Regions from separate parts of the Mus musculus genome. Here region 1 is linked to region 2. A link is a loop called in an ENCODE intact Hi-C map of the cell type or tissue named here. Cell type or tissue: heart. All regions are shown on one strand. Links, peaks and the distances in the headings refer to the core of each region. The heading gives the core; the rest is flanking DNA.

Evidence for each region. Hi-C counts contacts between places; a loop is a spot of excess contacts. Peaks named below come from ENCODE experiments on the same cell type or tissue, not always from the same donor. Only the 100,000 strongest peaks of a DNase experiment are listed, where the experiment ranks them.
Region 1: a loop joins it to region 2, with 5 times the contacts of the local background. A loop is called at or near these places in 12 of 42 quality-filtered maps.

Annotation. Positions count from the first base shown.
Region 1 is chr15:84,209,148-84,217,418 of GRCm38, forward strand. Samm50 (SAMM50 sorting and assembly machinery component) reads left to right here. Exons shown (of 15, transcript NM_178614.5): 13 at 1,337-1,483; 14 at 1,890-2,031; 15 at 4,979-6,936. The coding sequence ends at 5,024. It overlaps Gm52212 (a long non-coding RNA gene), which reads right to left and starts at 8,123. Exons shown (of 2, transcript XR_003951633.1): 1 at 7,850-8,123; 2 at 7,340-7,692. In heart, for the core only: no CTCF peak of the experiment used is centred there; DNase peaks (open chromatin) are centred at 904, 3,214, 3,814, 4,184 and 3 weaker places; H3K27ac peaks cover 4,810 bases.
Region 2 is chr15:84,627,926-84,636,253 of GRCm38, forward strand. No RefSeq gene overlaps it. Among named protein-coding and RNA genes, the nearest start is that of Gm34201, 4.7 kb to the left of the region's middle. In heart, for the core only: CTCF peaks have their summits at 1,979 (motif pointing left) and 3,854 (motif pointing left); DNase peaks (open chromatin) are centred at 3,856 and 6,686; H3K27me3 peaks cover 2,393 bases.

The DNA of each region.
Region 1 (8,271 bases), core at 1-8,000, 420 kb before region 2:
TGCAGCTTTGCTACTCAGTTGCACTCGGTAGGAAGTGTTAATGGTAGAAATAGATTAAACTTGGTCTTGTTTTGTTTTAGATGCAAAATGACAAGTGAGGGGCTGGAGAGACAGCTCAGCGGTTAAGAGCACTGACTGTTCCAGATGACCCGGGTGTCTAGCACCCACCTGGCAGCTCACAACCATCAGTAGCTCCAGTTCTGGGGTCTGATTGCCTTTCTCTGGTCTCTGCAGGCAGGCACTGCACTCATGTGGTGCACAGAGACATACATGCTGACAAGTATATGTTTGGTTTTGGTTTTATTTTTGTTTTATATTTTAGCTCTGGCTGTCCTGGAGCTCAGTATGTAGACCAGGCTGGCCTCAAACTCATAGTTAGCCTTCCTCTGCTTCCCGAGTGCTGGGATGAAAGGTGTAGGCCTCCATGGCCTGGCTGTCATATACATTTTTTTTTTTTTTTGGCCTTAAGCCTAGCTTTAGCAGGATTCATCTCTCCAGCTCTCATACACATTTCCAAAGTGACACGTGACAACTATGTGCATTTGGAATACATTGGTAGATTGATGGCAGCTCAGCTGGCTTCCCCTGGGTTCCACAAGGCCTCACAGCCCTCTAGTACTGCCCACATTCACACATGCTATGCTGTTTAACAGTCTCCCAGAAACCCTTGCTTCTCTATTTTCTTACATCCCTTCCCCACTGGCGACCAACATAGGATTAAGAGAACTGAAGCTTTCCTGCCATGTCAGCAGGAGCCCCAGGGGCAAGGAACATGGGGCAGCTCAGAAGAGCACCAAAGTAGCAACAGAAAGGGCGGAGGAGCAAGGCCGAGGCACCTGATGAGGAGCACTACCGAGGCTCTGGCTTCAGGGCCTGCAGAGGCCAGATACTTCCTTCCTGAGTTTGAGTAGCTGCAGGCTGCAGGGCTCAGATAAGAAAGTCACCCCAGCACTTTTCCTCTCCTGGGTCACTCGAGCCAGTGACTGACTCCAAAGGAACTTTTCTCCAGGCCTGGTCTTCACCATTGAAACCAGGGGTTTGGGGGAAAGCCTGGGCTCCGGCAGCCCCAGCAGGCTAGGCTCAGACACCATCTCCATGGTGGTCACGGAGGCTCAGTGTGGCCACTGGAGGAGGAGGAGCAGGTCGCTCCTTCCCTCCTGGCCCTGCAGACAGTGCAGGCAGCAGCCTCATTCCTTTGGGGTACCCCGGCTCCTCAGCTGCATCATGGAAGGATCCTGTAAAGGAGAGAGGCTGGCCTTGCCCTCGCAGTTTGTGGAGCAGAACTGGAAGCAGGAGCCTTAAGGGCTGAGTCAGCAGGTTCTGTTCCCTTCCTTAGGAGATTACCTGGGCGGCGAGGCCTACTGGGCTGGGGGCCTGCACCTCTACACCCCACTGCCCTTCCGGCCAGGCCAGGGTGGCTTCGGAGAGCTTTTCAGAACTCACTTTTTCCTCAATGCGGGCAACCTGTGCAACCTCAACTATGGTGAGTCAGCCCCGGCCACGCATCCTTCCGATTCAGAACGGTGCCATCCCTTACAATGCCGTTATGTAAAGGGGAGGCTGCGGCTTACTCTAGAAACAAGCTTCAAGTGCTTCCGGGGCCCAGAGCTCAGCACAGCTCTGTCCAGAGGATGCTCACAGGGCACTGAGCAGTTGGGAGCCCTGGGCCCTCTCTGAGGTGTGGCATGGGCCCCGCTGCTCTGCTAGAAGAGCCTTTCTAGGCCAAGGGGCAGGGTAGCCAGGCCCAGAGAGTCGAAACCTTCAGCTGGCTGTGGAAGAGTCGGGTGCCCATGATGCCAGCCCCATACCTGTCTCCACCAGCTAGATCCAGCTGTAAGGGGCCCTGTCAGGGAGGGCCACACCTCTGCTCACCACCTTCACTGTTTCAGGTGAGGGCCCCAAAGCCCATATCCGGAAGCTAGCTGAGTGCATCCGCTGGTCCTATGGAGCAGGCGTCGTCCTCCGACTTGGCAACATCGCTCGGCTGGAGCTGAACTACTGCATTCCTATGGGCGTGCAGGGGGGCGACAGGTGTGTGGGCCACTGTCAGCTCTGCAGCTCATCGGAGCTTCTGTTGCAAGTGGTTCCGAGATGGCCACTTCAGTATAGGTCTGAACTTAAAGAGAGAATGGAGTCAACTAAAGAATGAGAGCATGCGGTCCGCTGCTGAGCTGCTCTTAGTTGGAGGGGGAAGGGAAGACCCACCCCTTCCCTGGAGCACTGCTGCTCTGCCTCAGGGGCTAGCCAGGGGAAGTGTTGACCCTGCTTGCTGGATGTGTAAAGCAGGAGAGAGCTTCCCTGTGCCAACCCTGGCCTGGGGCTGCCCACAGCTTTGCTCTGGGCTGGAGGACTCCACCCATGGACATGGAGCCATGTCTGTGTTCCTTGGGTGGGTTAGACCAAGGGCCATTCAGGGTTATAGAGAGAGCCTTACATTACCTTGTAGGCATTGTCTGGAGGCCCAGAGGGATTGTTATGAGCAGGGAGCTTTAGTAACAAAGCTCGGAAAGTCAGAGGTCCAGACATGATGGTGGGAGGCAGTTGCTAGGACACTGTACCTGGCTTCCATGGGACGGGCCACCTGCTGACAGGCAGGCAGCCTCACGGGGAGCCAATGCAAGCACCTGGCCTCTCATGGGCCCCTCTCTTGTGCCTTTATCCCAGACAGATCAATTCCCACGGGCCACAAGGCCAGATGCCACCTTGCCTTGTGGTAGGGCCTGGAATAGGTTACATAGCTACTCTGGCTCTGTTTTCCTGTGCAGAGACTAGAAGGCTTTGACAGACAGCTCTGAGCTTTCAGGGGAAATGTTGCATGTCCGAGCGGCCCTCCCGCTCTGCTTTTGTGTGGTCTGACTATGGTGTCTGTCACTCCCATACTGCTGTGTTGTACTGGCCCACTGTTCTTGTCTCTCAGTGTCTTCTGTCCACCACGCCTGCTGCCTACAGTCTGACCTGCCACAGTTGCTGATTGCACAGTGCAGTGAGGAGAGGAGGGCTGGGCCCTGGTGCGCAGCAGGTGCCTTCTCAGCCTGGGTTAGCTCTGTGCAGCCTACCATGTAGGTGGAGCTGAAGCGGAGCTGTGGCCAGCTGCCTTCACATACTGTGTTGGGGCCAGGTCACAGGGGTGTGGTGGGCTCCAGTGCCAACCACAGCTGCAGCAGCTCTCTGAGCAGCTCACCTCTTGTGGCCCATGCTGCTGTAATACTGACAGCAGCCACAGGGTGGCAGTGTGCACCAAGCAGTTCCTTCGCTCTTGAGCTTCTTGCTAATTGGCCCTTTAGCGAGTGTTCTTTACAGCTCAGGACCCCTCAGCTGCAATGAGTTAAATCCAAGAAGCATGTTTCAAAGATAAATTGAGAACATACCCTTCAGGAAGAAGAAGTCTGCTGTGCTGAAGTGGGGAAGACCCTGGCCCGGGTTTGCCTGGCAGCTGTTTGCCATTGTGATGGTGGCAGGCAGGTGTTGGCTGTGGGTAGTGAAGGCTGTCCAGGGTCAGCCTTGAACATAGAGATACCTTCCCTAGTGTGGTTTGCCTTGCAGCTTTGTTGGCAAGAGTGGAATTTGAAAACATTTGAGGGAAATGACCTCAATTTTATCATGTTTCTAAAATTAGGCAGTTGGCAGGTGGACAGTTGTCTGTAGCCCCACCCCCAGAGTTAAGCCAGGTGCTCTGAAACTGGCAATTGTGGCCTTTGCAAAGGGTGACAGTTTGAAGTGTTCTGACTTGTGTCCTGAATGATTTCTGGCACAGTCTTCTCTGGGACCTGAGTTCTGTCACAGCGTGACTCCTCAGACCAGGTCCCTGGAGACTCAGCAGTGAGTCAGCCCCGCTCCAGCTGTTCCTTGAGCTTCAGGAGGGACAGGACACCATCATTGCAGCTGGGGAGGGCATCCTGTATGTGGGTACAGCTGTCCTGGGGGAGGGGTATAGTATGGGTGGACAGAGAATGTGGGGTTGCTGAAGCCTTAAGGGAATGGCTTCTCACAAGTGCGCCTCTTTCTATTCTCCTCCCCCTCCCCCTCCCTTCAGCCTTGTTAATGTCTTCCTCTCTGTGCCTGTCAAGGGCTCTATTTGGGGCCCACGAGTGCTGTTTGCCCACACCTAGCACACCATCCAGGGTGGAGTGTTTGGGGGTTAAGAGAGGGTATCAGTGGACTTCTCGGATGACCCCTGCTAGGCCTGGTATAAGGGTGAGCACTGGCACCATGCAGCAGGAAGGCAGCCTACACCTGGCCTAGAGGTAGAGGCTGAGGAGGCCAACGGGGTCTGCAGAGCACTGATGGGTCCTGGCCCTGTAACTCTGGATGCCACCTCGAATACTCATGGGCATTGCTCTGTGGTGTGTGTCATAGCACAGGCATCTTTGACTTGCTTATCTCAAAGCTTACTTCTCTGAGGCAGCCGTGGTCCCTCTTATGTAGGCCGGGGCTGAGGGCACAGGTGCACTGTGCAGCTTGGCTTGGGTCTTCAGCCTCCAGAGATTCAGCTTCCCTCCAAGCAGGAGGCTCCTCCCCAGGGCAGAGTGACTGCTTCCATTTACCTGTGCCTTGACATTCCAGTATGGCACAGCACTCAGAACTGGGTGTTTGGTGCCTGCAGCCAGTCCTGAGAAGGCCCACACAGGACATGGTTGAGCTAAGCTCTCCAGAGAGCACACCTGAGGTGACCCTTTATGTATGTCATCCTGGGTCAAGAAAAGGGCTGGCTGGTGGCTGGCCTCTCTGAGGCTGGGTTGCTTGGTCATTGTGAGGCCCAGGCTCTACTTGCTGTCCTGACAACAGGACAGTGCACCTTTGGGTGGGATGGAGCAACAGAGGGTCTTGGGCTCTATTCCTGTCTTTTCTCCTTTCTCCAGGGGCTAATTCCTATTAGCCTAGGGAACTGGGGGGGGGGGGGCAGGGGCAGGGTAGGGGTGCGTACAGAGCCTCTCGATGGTGTAAGGAGCGTCCTGTTGACCTCTCTCTTTCTTTTTAGGATTTGTGATGGTGTCCAGTTTGGAGCTGGGATTCGGTTCCTGTAACTTGAGTCCCAGGGGCAGCTTGGATGAGAAACAGGCATCTCCCAGGCTCCAAGCCTATTTGGAGGTGACACGGTTGAGTGCTTCTGGGCCGGAATCCTTATGGGAAATCACGTCAATAAATTTTAAACGCTCAGCGGTGTCCTGGATGTGGTCTGTTTTTCAGGCCATGCGTCTTTATGGACACATGCTTTTCCTGAGGACATGTGACAGTCTGACCTGTGCTGTCCTGGGCCTAAGGGCTTTCAGGTGACTTCTCAGAGCCTTTTCCTTGTAGACTCCTAGAGTCTACTGTTGGGACCCCACTTACCAGAAGTAGGGCTGAGCTGTGGGGTGGCCCTGAAGGACACTGACCTTGTCATGTCACAGGTTACCACCTCAGTGCAGCAGGACCTGCCAGTGCTGGTATGATGCTAGGATTCCGAGGCAGACGGGAAGTGCGCTGTCTGCTGATAGCCATGGCTGCTCCTGCCTGTCATGCTTGTGACTCAGGCTGCACAGCTATCGTCTTACAGGAACCTGCGATGTCCAGTGGGCCATAGGCTCAGGTGCTGCTGGGCAAGACTGACTGCTAAAGACCTCTGTGCTCTCTCTTCGGAGCTGGCAGGCCAGACTTCTGCCTCTGCTCTTTTAAGGACAGTCTTGTAACATGAGGTCCCAGATGGACCCGATAGCTGCATTTCAAGGCTAGCTGGTGAGCACACCCAGCTCTGCCTGCGCCCTGCTCCTTTCTTGCTCCAGCTGTGTGGTTGTGATTCCTCGGTCTTTAAAGGGGGGTCTGTTGGAAGCCACTCCTGTCCCCTGCTTGGATGCTGGTATCCGCAGATACGCAGGGCTGTCAGATACCATGTTTCAGGATTGCTTTGCAGGCAGGAGGCAAAGGTCTTACCCAGGCTGGCCTTGAACTCTCAGGGGTCCTCAGCTCCTCATGTGCTGGGGTCACCCGTGTGCACACCACATCAGAGTGATGCCGGGCATGTGCACACGGCTGCCTCAGGCCTGTGTTACCTCCAGCTTACAGTGTGGAGGCTTGGGCCAGAGGGGCGGTTCATATCTGTGATCCCAACACTAAGGAACCTGAAGCAGGAGGATTACCTTGAGTTCAAGTACAACTTGAGCTATGGAAGACTCCATCTCAGAAAACTTACTAAAGATGTTGTACTGAATTGTCTCAGGATAAAGTTAAGTCTGGATGTGTTTAGGATAGACACAGTTGTTGTGGGTTTTACTTTGTAGCCAAGGGTGACCTTGATCCAATCCTCCTGCCTTCCCCTCCCAAGTGCTGGCATTCCAGGCATGTACCACCATGTTGGATTTACACAATGCTGGGGATGGAGCCCAGAGCTCCGTGCCTGATGGGTGAGCACTCAACAACTGAGGCACATCCCTAGCCACTCCTGAGTGCTGTCCCTCTGCCAGGCTGAGAGCTGGGAGGTGGCGCCTAAGGGGATGTTAGCTAGCCAGCATTGGGACATGGGAGTCTGTCTATTCTGATGGAGGTCTCTGTAAGTGGTACTTAGGGGATAATTTTCTGTTTACTATAAGATTTATTTATTTATGTATATGGGTATTTTTGCCTTGTGTATATATGTATACCACATGGGTACCCTGTGCCTGTGGAGGTCAGAAAGAGGGTATTGGATTCCCCAGAATTGGAGTTAAAAATTGTTGTGGGCCACCCTGTGGATGCTGGGACGTGAACCCAGGTCCTCTGCCAAAGCAGCCAGTGTGCTTAACTACTGAAGCCCCTTGGGGGATATTCTTAGCTTTAAAAAACTGACATAAGCTGGGCAGTGGAGGTGATACTCAAGAGACAGAGCCCAGCCTGGTCTACAGAGCCAGTTCCAGGACAGCCAGGGCTACACACAGAAACAGAACAAACAAACAAAAAATAATAAATGTATTTTAGAGTTAATCCTCCTCTGAAGTCTTTGAAAACAGGATGTGCCTGGGACCTCTGCTCCATGGTGTCTGCTGACTCCCCCCACCCCCATGGTCTCATGCAGACCAGCTCCTGTCCTCCCTGGGACCTTTTGTTTACTGAATAACTTTGGGGCTTGGGGAACAGCCTACACACACACACACACACACACACACACACACACACACACACCTGTCCCTTGCTCCCTTACTACCTTCAATGGAAACTGGTGTTTGCTGAGAATAAATTACTCCTTTCAATGGTTGGAAATGTCAGTCTGCAGTTACTCATTGATGATTGGAACCCACTAAGGACCTGGTGTTCAGAATGGGGATTGGGAGCTGCAGAAACTGACACAGATTTGCAGACTCCATGACCTTTGAGAACCCAGGGAAGGCACTTGTGAAAGTCTGGTTTTAATCAAGACTGGGCTGCCCCCGGTGCTGCCTTGGGCTCATTAATGAAAGCCGCTGTCTCCAGCGTGGCCCGACCTGTTTGATTTTTCAGGCTTCCCTGTAGGCTGCTCTTGGGTGAAGGAGGTGGGGCAAGGTGGAAGGTCAGGGTGAAGGGGTGAATTCTGTCCCTTTCCAGAGGGTTGTGGTGGACAGACCAGAACCAGTTGCCTGGGAGTCTGAGAAGGCTTTAGGGAGCTTGGGTAGAAAGCTGAGGAGGGCAGGCAACTCCTGAGTCGGCCTTGGCCCAGATTCTTTGCAGCTTAATGCTTCATTTCCCCTCAGCATGCAGAAAGATCTAGGCAGAGACAGAGTTTGAGATGTGTTTAATTAACCTTTGCTCCACTCTGTAAGGGAGCAGTCTGGTAGCCAGCCTGCCTGTTCTACAAGGACACCAGATTCCTTGCTTGGAGTGTGCTGGCGTCCTGAGCAAGGCTGTTTGTCCGGAACCTTACCTTGATACTGAGGGAAGAGCCTGTGTTGTGGTGGTGGTGCCCATCCCCCAGTGTATGGTCCAAAGCCACTCAGGAGCTGCCAGCCTTCACTCTTAGCTTTCTGTCTCGAGCTTGCCTCATTTCTGATCTCCGTGGAAAGCCCTTTGAGGCTCTGGTCTCCCAGGCTCCGTCCTGCACCATCGCAGTGGTCACTGGGGCATGGGGGTTCTTAAGTGATCCCAGTCTTTCAATGCTGACATGTCACAATTACCCAGAATAAAAAGATGACATTAATACCATCGTCGATTGTGTCATAAAGCTCCTTGGAGACTGGGAGACTGCCAGTGTGACAGATATAAATGCCCCAACCCAATTTCTCTTGAAAGCTCACATTTCTATTGGCACCGAACACAGTCATTTGCTTTCCTTGATGCTTGCTGATC
Region 2 (8,328 bases), core at 119-8,118:
GAGCACTGAAGGGACTACCCCAGGATAGGGTTTTAAGTACACATAGAGGGCAGACACCAGACTCAGAACCCAAGTTCAAAGTCTTCAAAGTAAGAAGACTGCCCAGTAGGCATAGCCTTCAAACCTCCACATCACCTGCCCTACTCATATGGCACAGGCTCTACCCACTGCTGGGCCATGTTGGGCCCAGGAATCAGACCCCCGCCAAGGGACAACCAGTCTAACACACAGCAGAATGAGCCACCCGAGGGATGCTGGTGGTCTCCAGAAGGAGATATTATGTGAGCAGAGTCTTGGGGGCAACTAGGGTGTAGCTCCCAAATTTGGGAGGGGTCCCTGAATAGCCTTCTATGCAGCTCTAAGCCAGAGCTGAGTTTCAAAGGGTATAGAGACCCCTGGGTAGGCTCCGAGGGGCAGGGGGCTCTGAAGGACTGACCAACGTACACACAGACACCTGTAACTGCTGCCAGGGTGATAGATACAAATGGAAGACATAGACACTGTGGAGCAAGAGCCACACCTCATGCTACACAGGGTCCTGCGGCAAGCAGGGATGGGCCCTGGGAGACAGTTCCTGGATTCCAGCCAGCTCTGCTCTGACTGGCCTGGGAACATGGTGGGCTGAATATTCAACTCTTAACTCTGATAGATGTGGCCTTAACTTGAAGACCTGGTCTCAGCATCCTGCACTGTGAAGTGGGCCCTTGATCTTGGGGTCCGTGTCTTTGAAAAAGACAGAGGGGGCCAGGGAGATGGCTCAGCGGGTAAAGGTGAACACAGCCATGGCGAATGGCTCAACTTTGATCCCCGTGACACACTTGGTGGAAAGAAAGGATTCCCTTCTGAGAGTTGTTCTCTGACCTACACACACACACACACACACACACACACTCACAGAGAGGGAAAGAAACAGACAGAAAGGCAGAGACAAACAGAGACAGAGAGACAGAGAAATTGAGACACACAAAGACAGAGAGACAGAGACAGAGAGACAGACACACACATGCATTCACAGAGAGAGAAATAGAGAGACAGACAGACAGATACAGAGAGACAGATGCATACACAGACACACACACAGAGAGACAGAGAAACAGAGTGACAGAGGGACAGGGAGAGACAGAGACAGAGAGAAACAGAGAAAGAGGCACAGAGACAGAGAGAAACAGAGAGACAGAGAGTCAGAGAGACAGACAAACATACATAAATATGCACACATACACAGACACACACAGAGAAACACAGACCCACACACATACACTACATAGTGTTTTTTTTTTTAAATGAAGCAGAGGAGAAGACATCAGATGGACCCAGGAAAGTGGGAGCAGATACAGAGCCATGTACCCATAAGCCAAGGGATGCCCCAGCCTACAGGAGCTGGCAGAGCCTTTGGATCTTGACTAGACTTCTGGCCTTCACAACTCAGTGGATAAATAAGTCCATGTAGTTAAAGCCTTTAGCTTGTGGTCATCTGCTAAGGTAGCCTAAGGCTCTAATGGCATCCTTCTCCCCTCCCCCCTGGAATTCCTCTGTGCAGAACTCAGGTGACCTAACACTTACCTAGGCTTTGACATTCCCCCAGGGCACAGAACAGGTGATGGAGGGCAAGGAGGTGCAGCAGAGATCACTTCAGGGTGCGGTAGGGACAATGTCTCGCTACCTGATCCTTTGAACACCATCTCCTGGACTGACAATATTCCTATCTCTCTCCAAGCTAGGGTTCAGTCTAATGGGCTGGTACCCTAGTCTCCAGACCCATTTCCAGTAGAGTTTGTGGGAAACAGAGGCCTCAAGAAGGGACAGGTCCTAGCAGGACACAGGTTTGGAGGACACATCTTGGTCAGGGACAAAACAGTCACTTTGGTCCAATCCATTGGAACCATACTAACACAGTGCTGATTTGAAATGCCTGCAACTTGAAGTCTGGTCCAAGGCTTGCACTCTCAAGCAGGGTGATGGCGACCTCTGCTGGCCCAGCTCCAGAGCCTTTTCCAGCCCAAGGCATAGGAGGCAGCTGCAAGAGGTCTGCTAGAACCAGATCCCCCAAAATGGAAAAGGCCTGTGCTTCCACAGTCACAATGTTGCTCTCAACCATTATCTGTGGATGCTCAGTGTCGGGAGCTCTGTAGACACCCACGGAGTCTCCCCTACACTGAATGGGCTAGATTGGGGCCTGGATGAGGGGCCTGAGACCTGAGAACAGAGATCACAACCCAGGCTCCGTGGAGCAAGAGAGAAATGAACCATCAGGACAGAAGATTCCAGGTGAAGACAGGAGGCTCCCTGGGGAGTTCTCGTCCCTGCCTGAGCTTCAGTTTATTCATCTGCTCTGAGCAGACCTGTCCCCCATCTGGGAGGGATTGGAGAGTGGTGGGCACACGCCCTGTGGGTAGGGAGGAGACTCAGTCAGTCCCCAAGCACAGCACTCAGAAGCACGTCACCTGACACTCTCTACGTTCATGAGCCTAGCATACTAAGTTTTGTATTATGCTCAGTTTTAAAGACTTGTTTATTCTTATTTTATGTGTACGAGTGTTTTGCCCCCATGAATGTCTGTGCACCACGGATGTGCCTGGTGCCCATGAAGTTCAGAAGAGGGCATCATATCCCTTGGAACTAGAGTTACAGATAGGTGTGAGCCACTACGTGGGTGCTGGGAACTGAGCCGCTGAGCCATCTCTCCAGCCCCAGGTTGGTTGTTTTATTTATTTTCTTTTTTTTTTGTTGTTGTTGTTGGATTTTGTTGTTGTTGTTGTTGTTGTTTGTTTTTTGTTTTTGTTTTGTTTTGGTTTGGTTTGGTTTGGTTTGGTTTTTTCGAGGCAGGGTTTCTCTGTGTAGCCCTGGCTGTCCTGGAACTCACTTTGTAGACCAGGATGGCCTCGAACTCAGAAATCCCCCTGTCTCTGCCTCCCGAGTGCTGGGATCAAAGGCGTGCGGCACCACGCCCGGCTGTTGTTGTTTTTGGTTTTGGTTTCTCGAGACAGGGTTTCTCTATATAGCCCTGGCTGTCCTGGAACTCACTTTGTAGATCAAGCTGGCCTCAAACTCAGAAATCCACCTGCCTCTGCCTCCCGAGTGCTGGGATTAAAGGCATGCACCACCACGCCCGATTTATTTATTTTCTTAAGCAGAAATGAATTTCCTCACAGCCAGCGCTGGGGACGAGAAACACAAATCAAGGTGTCTGCAGGTCTGGGGGTGTTTTGATTTTTTTGTCTCGTTTTTTCCTTTCATTACACTGGGATCCGTAAACAGGTTTTCACTTCAGTATGTAATATACTCAGTACAATTTATCCTGCCATACCCCGCTAAAGAGCTGCTTCTCGCCCTGCCCACTGGTCCTGTTTGCCCCCAGCTATCTCTCATCGTCCATACCTATGTACTTATACATCTACATAATAAAATCCTGGATCCATGAACGGGAGAAAACACACAACCTTTCTTTCTGAAGTGGACTTGTGTTTGGCACAATCATCTCCAGTTGTGTGTGTTTTCTTGCTAGCAGCCTAACTCTGTTCTGCTTTGCGGCTGGGAAAAAAAATCCCCCAGTCTATATACAACATTTATTCTTTATCCATAGCTTCCCTATCTGCTTCCACAGCCTGGGTGGCTGGCCCTAAGCAAACCTCATCCCAGCCTAACCCTAGACCAGGCCCAGCAGGAAGTTTCCCAAATGGTGACCATACAGAGTGTGGTCAAGAGTATGGTGCCCCAACTTTGCCTCGGAGCAAGCACCCTTTCTGTGCTGAAGTCTTGGAAAGTGCTGGGCCAAGCAGTGAGGTTGGAGAACTGGATCGACAGGCCATGTGTCAAAACCTGCATCTGCAGGGCACTGGTGCCCTCTAGTGGCGGATCGAAGGAAGGCAACGCACACCTAAACCGAGAACAGTGCTGTGATAGGGCTCTCTAGGTAGGAAGGGGCAGGTATCAGGCAGGGTTAAAGTCCTCAGGAGTTTCCCACCACTGAGCCATCCTCCCCGCCCCCATGCTGTTCTCTAATTAGTTATTGTCAGTCATTCTGTGACTGAGGAGACTTAGAGGAAGTGAAATGAGCTCTTGAGGGGGCAAGGGATCTAAAGCCAGGACTCCTGAGAGCCTTCCACACCCTGATCAGCTCCAGCCCGGTCATCTACGGGTGAGAACTGAAGCGAAGATGGCTTATGGGAGTCTGGAGGCTGGCTCATCTCAATCCTGATCTCCAGTCAGAATTCACAAACATGGCTACTAGTTCCATTATGCATACCCGTCTCCGACACAGATAGACAGGAGACATGGTGGCAGAGCCCACACTCTGCTCTCGGCAATGCTCCACACTGACTTTTGGAAATGGACCTCTGGCCACCTCTCCAACCTGCCGACAGTTAGGAGAAGAGGGCTGGAAGAGGACAGCTCAAACACAAGCGACACAGTCAGACACCGGTTCAAATCCCAGCCCCAACACCTTCCCACTCTAACTCACCTCCATTCCCCTCCCTGGGTCTTCATGACCTCCCTGGCGAGATGGGCTGTTGGTGTTTTTGCACAAGGTGGCTTGATCATCAATCACGAGCTATTTGCAGAGCTCAAGCCTGAGGCTCAGTGTCAAAAGCAAGCGTGCAGATCCTGCAGAGCACAACCCAAGAGCACGGCAGCCTACGGGAGACCCAGAGGCACCAAGTTATGCCCCCCCCATAGTAGGGAATCAATAGAGATCAAGGAATCCTGGAGAGAGAGAGTAGGACCCGGGTAGGGAAGGATGCAAGTGGAGCAGACCCCAGAGAGCAGACATGTCCAGAGTGAGCAACTCCATAGAAGCAAAACTCATGTTAGTGATAGCCAGGTTAGGGTGGGGTAAGGAGGTTACTCTTCACCTCTGATATCTAGAGACATGAAAAGATGTATGTGGCTAAGTTGGTAAAGCACTCTCTTAGCATGCATGCATGCATGAAGTTCTGGGGTCCATCCCTATCCATCCCTAGTAGCATCTAAGATGAGTGTGGCATACGTCTGTCGTCTTAGCGGTTCAAGGTCATCCTTGGCTACACAGTGAGTTCAAGGATAGCCTGGGCTACATGAAGCCCTGTCTCAAAAACTCCAAAAAAAAAAAAAAAAGTTCTACAGTTAGTATAAATGTACTAAAAACCCATACTGAGCCCCCCACCCCCAAAAGAATGGCTTTTTGTGGTGTGTGATTTCAGTTCAGGTTTTCAAAGGCCCTCAGCTGACTGACACCCACCTCCCCAGCAGGCCACGGAGCCTCTCCTACTTCATTCTTACTCAGATGCCGCATCAGTAAATTTTCTCACCGCTGTTTTAAAAACATCTCGACAGAGCCAACTAAAGGAAGGGATGGGTTATCTGGGCCACAGTTTGAGGGCACAGTTGATTGTGGTGTGGAAGACATGGTGGCAGGAGCTTGAGGCAGCTCAAGACAGGAAGCAGGGAGAGACAAATGCTGGTGTTCGGCTTGCTCTCTCCTTTATATATGCCACCCATAGTTAGGCTCATCTCTCTTCAATTAACACAACTTAGAAAATCCCTCTCACGGGGGCTGGAGAGATGGCTCAGAGGTTAAGAGCACTGAGTGCTCTTCCAAAGGTCCTGAGTTCAAATCCCAGCAACCACATGGTGGCTCACAACCACTTGTAATGAGATCTGATGCCCTCTTCTGGGATGTCTGAGACAGCTACAGTGTAGCTGTTTATATTTATTATATGTAAGTACATTTATTTATTATATGTAATTCCATGTATTATATGTAAGTACAGTACAGTGTACTTACATATAATAAATAAATAAATCCTTAGAAAGAAAGAAAGAAAGAAAGAAAGAAAGAAAGAAAGAAAGAAAGAAAATCCCTCTCACAAACACTATCAGAAGATTGTCTCTGGGGTGGTTCTAGATCCAGTCAGGTTGACAATATTAAACAACAACACACACATACACACACACACACACACACACTATATATATATATATATATATATATATATATATATATATGTATATGTATATATATATATATATATACACATATATATATATATATACATACACACACACACAGCTGCCATGGAAAGTCAGAGAGGCCAGTCATACCCATTTCTGCATGCATTATCTGATATTAGGATGGTTGGTCTCTGTCTGACTGCCTCTCCTATTCCACCATGAATGCTCACAAAGTCAGTGACCATATCGGCGACCCTTGTGTTCACCACAAAATAGTGGCCTCATGAATCAGCCATCAGACAAGTAATGGGGACAGTATAGAGGTTGGATGGATGGATGGATGGTGGATGAATAGATGATAGACAGGCAGGCAGGCAGGCAGATAGATGGATGGATGGATGGATGGATGGATGGATGGATGGATGGTGGATGAGTGGATGATAGACAGGCAGGCAGATAGATGGATGGATGGACAATGGATGAATGAACTAGATGAATGGATCTTTAAGAGCCTGGAAAGTCATCCAGAGCCCTATCTGGGGACAGAGGTCCTGCCCACCTTCACTCTCTGCTCTCTGCCTGCCAAATCAGGCACTGCAGATTCACCAAGTCTGGTGAACTGTGGCCAGGCAGGAGCAGCAGAGCTTAACAGGGGAAGAGTCAGCCTTGTTCTCGACCTGCAGCTCACAGCCCAACCAAGCCTCCCTGGCTAGGAGCATAAGCAATGAGCTCAGGGCCCCCAGGGATCTCCTCAGAGCAGACCACGCCAAACCAGCCCTCTGCCAAGTGGGGCCAAGGGAGGATGGAAGAAGGCTGAGGACTGGCAAAGTAAGACTCAGAGCAGAGACATCCAGACTGAGCATGAGCTGACAGGAGTCTCATGGATACACAGTGCCCCGTACACACACGCACACGCACACGCACACGCAACGCACTGGCGGCCAGTCACTGCTGAGCAACTCACAAGTATCATGTGAGGCAGTTGATAGGGTTTATTATACCCACTTCATAGACAGTAAACTGGGGGTCCAGTTCCTGAGACGCTCCATCTGGACTAGCTCCCATCCCCATGGCTCCTAAGCAAGGATTCCTTTAAGGCAAGCCTGCAGGTGCCTCTGTCCTTTAGGTACCCAGTGTCAGTCACGTAGGCAGTGGATGCTCATCTGGATTGATCCCCACACTCATCCTGAGACAGGAAGGTGCAACCTAGAGTCACGTGGCTGATGCCCCAGAAACCGGTCGGGGTTGGGGGGAATGACAAGAAGGCTGATCCCTTCCACCTTTCACAGCCGAGAGGGCCATGTGCCTGATGCCCTCTATGGGCAGGGTCTTGGGCTGGGGAATTTCTCAGAGGAGGCTGTTCTGAACCTGGAACCCAGCAGGTGAGAAGGAGGTGTCCAAGTAGAGGGGAGCAGGAGAGGAAAGCTGTCCTCCGTGAAGCCACATATTCTGGAATCGTGGAGTACACAAGCCAAAAGAAAGCCACAGCTGAGGTCTATCCCAGAATCTGACAATAAAGACAGGACCAAAGTTGGGAGGTGTAGCTCACTGGCAGAGCACTTGCCTCCCGCAGGTGCGGCTAAATCAAACCAGCGTTAACCTGAGCGGGGGGGGGGGGGGGGGGGACGACGACGACAGGGGGGCGGGGGGGGACGACGACAGGGGGGCGGGGGGGGAGCGGGGGGGGGAACGGGGGGACGGGGACACAGCATCCATAAATGAGCTGAGATGGCCACACATCCATCAAAATGGCAAGCCCATAACACAGGTATATTTTTGGTTTCTGTTGCTATGATAAACACCATAATGAAATGTTGCTTGAAAAAGAAAAGGTTGGGCTGGTGAGATGGCTCAGCGGTTAAGAGCACTGACTGATCTTCCCAGGGTCCTGAGTTCAAATCCCAGCAACGACATGGTGGCTCACAACCACCCGTAATGAGATCTGAAGACAGCTAAAGTGTACTTACATATAATAAATAAATAAAATCTTAAAAAAAAAAAACCCTAAGTACAGATCTGGTGCTGCGCTGACTGAGAGAGAAGGGATATTTAAAAAAAAAAAAAAAAAAAAAAGGAAAAGGTTTATTTTAGCTTGCAGGTTATACTCCATCATGAACGGATGTCAGGATAGGGACTTGAGGCAGGAACTGAAGCAGAAACCATAGCTTTCAGGCCTGCTTTCTTATATGACCCAGACCCGCGTACCCAGGAGTGGCCCTGCCCATAGTGAGCGGGGCCATTCCACATCAATTATTAATCAAGAAAATGTCCTACAGACTTGCCTCCAGGCGGTTCCCAGAGAGGAGGATAAATCGCTGAAGTTTGGCAGATGTCTAGCTCAGTGACACCTCCCCACATGAACCAGTTGTTCTGGGTGTGTCATTCAGGAGTCCCAGT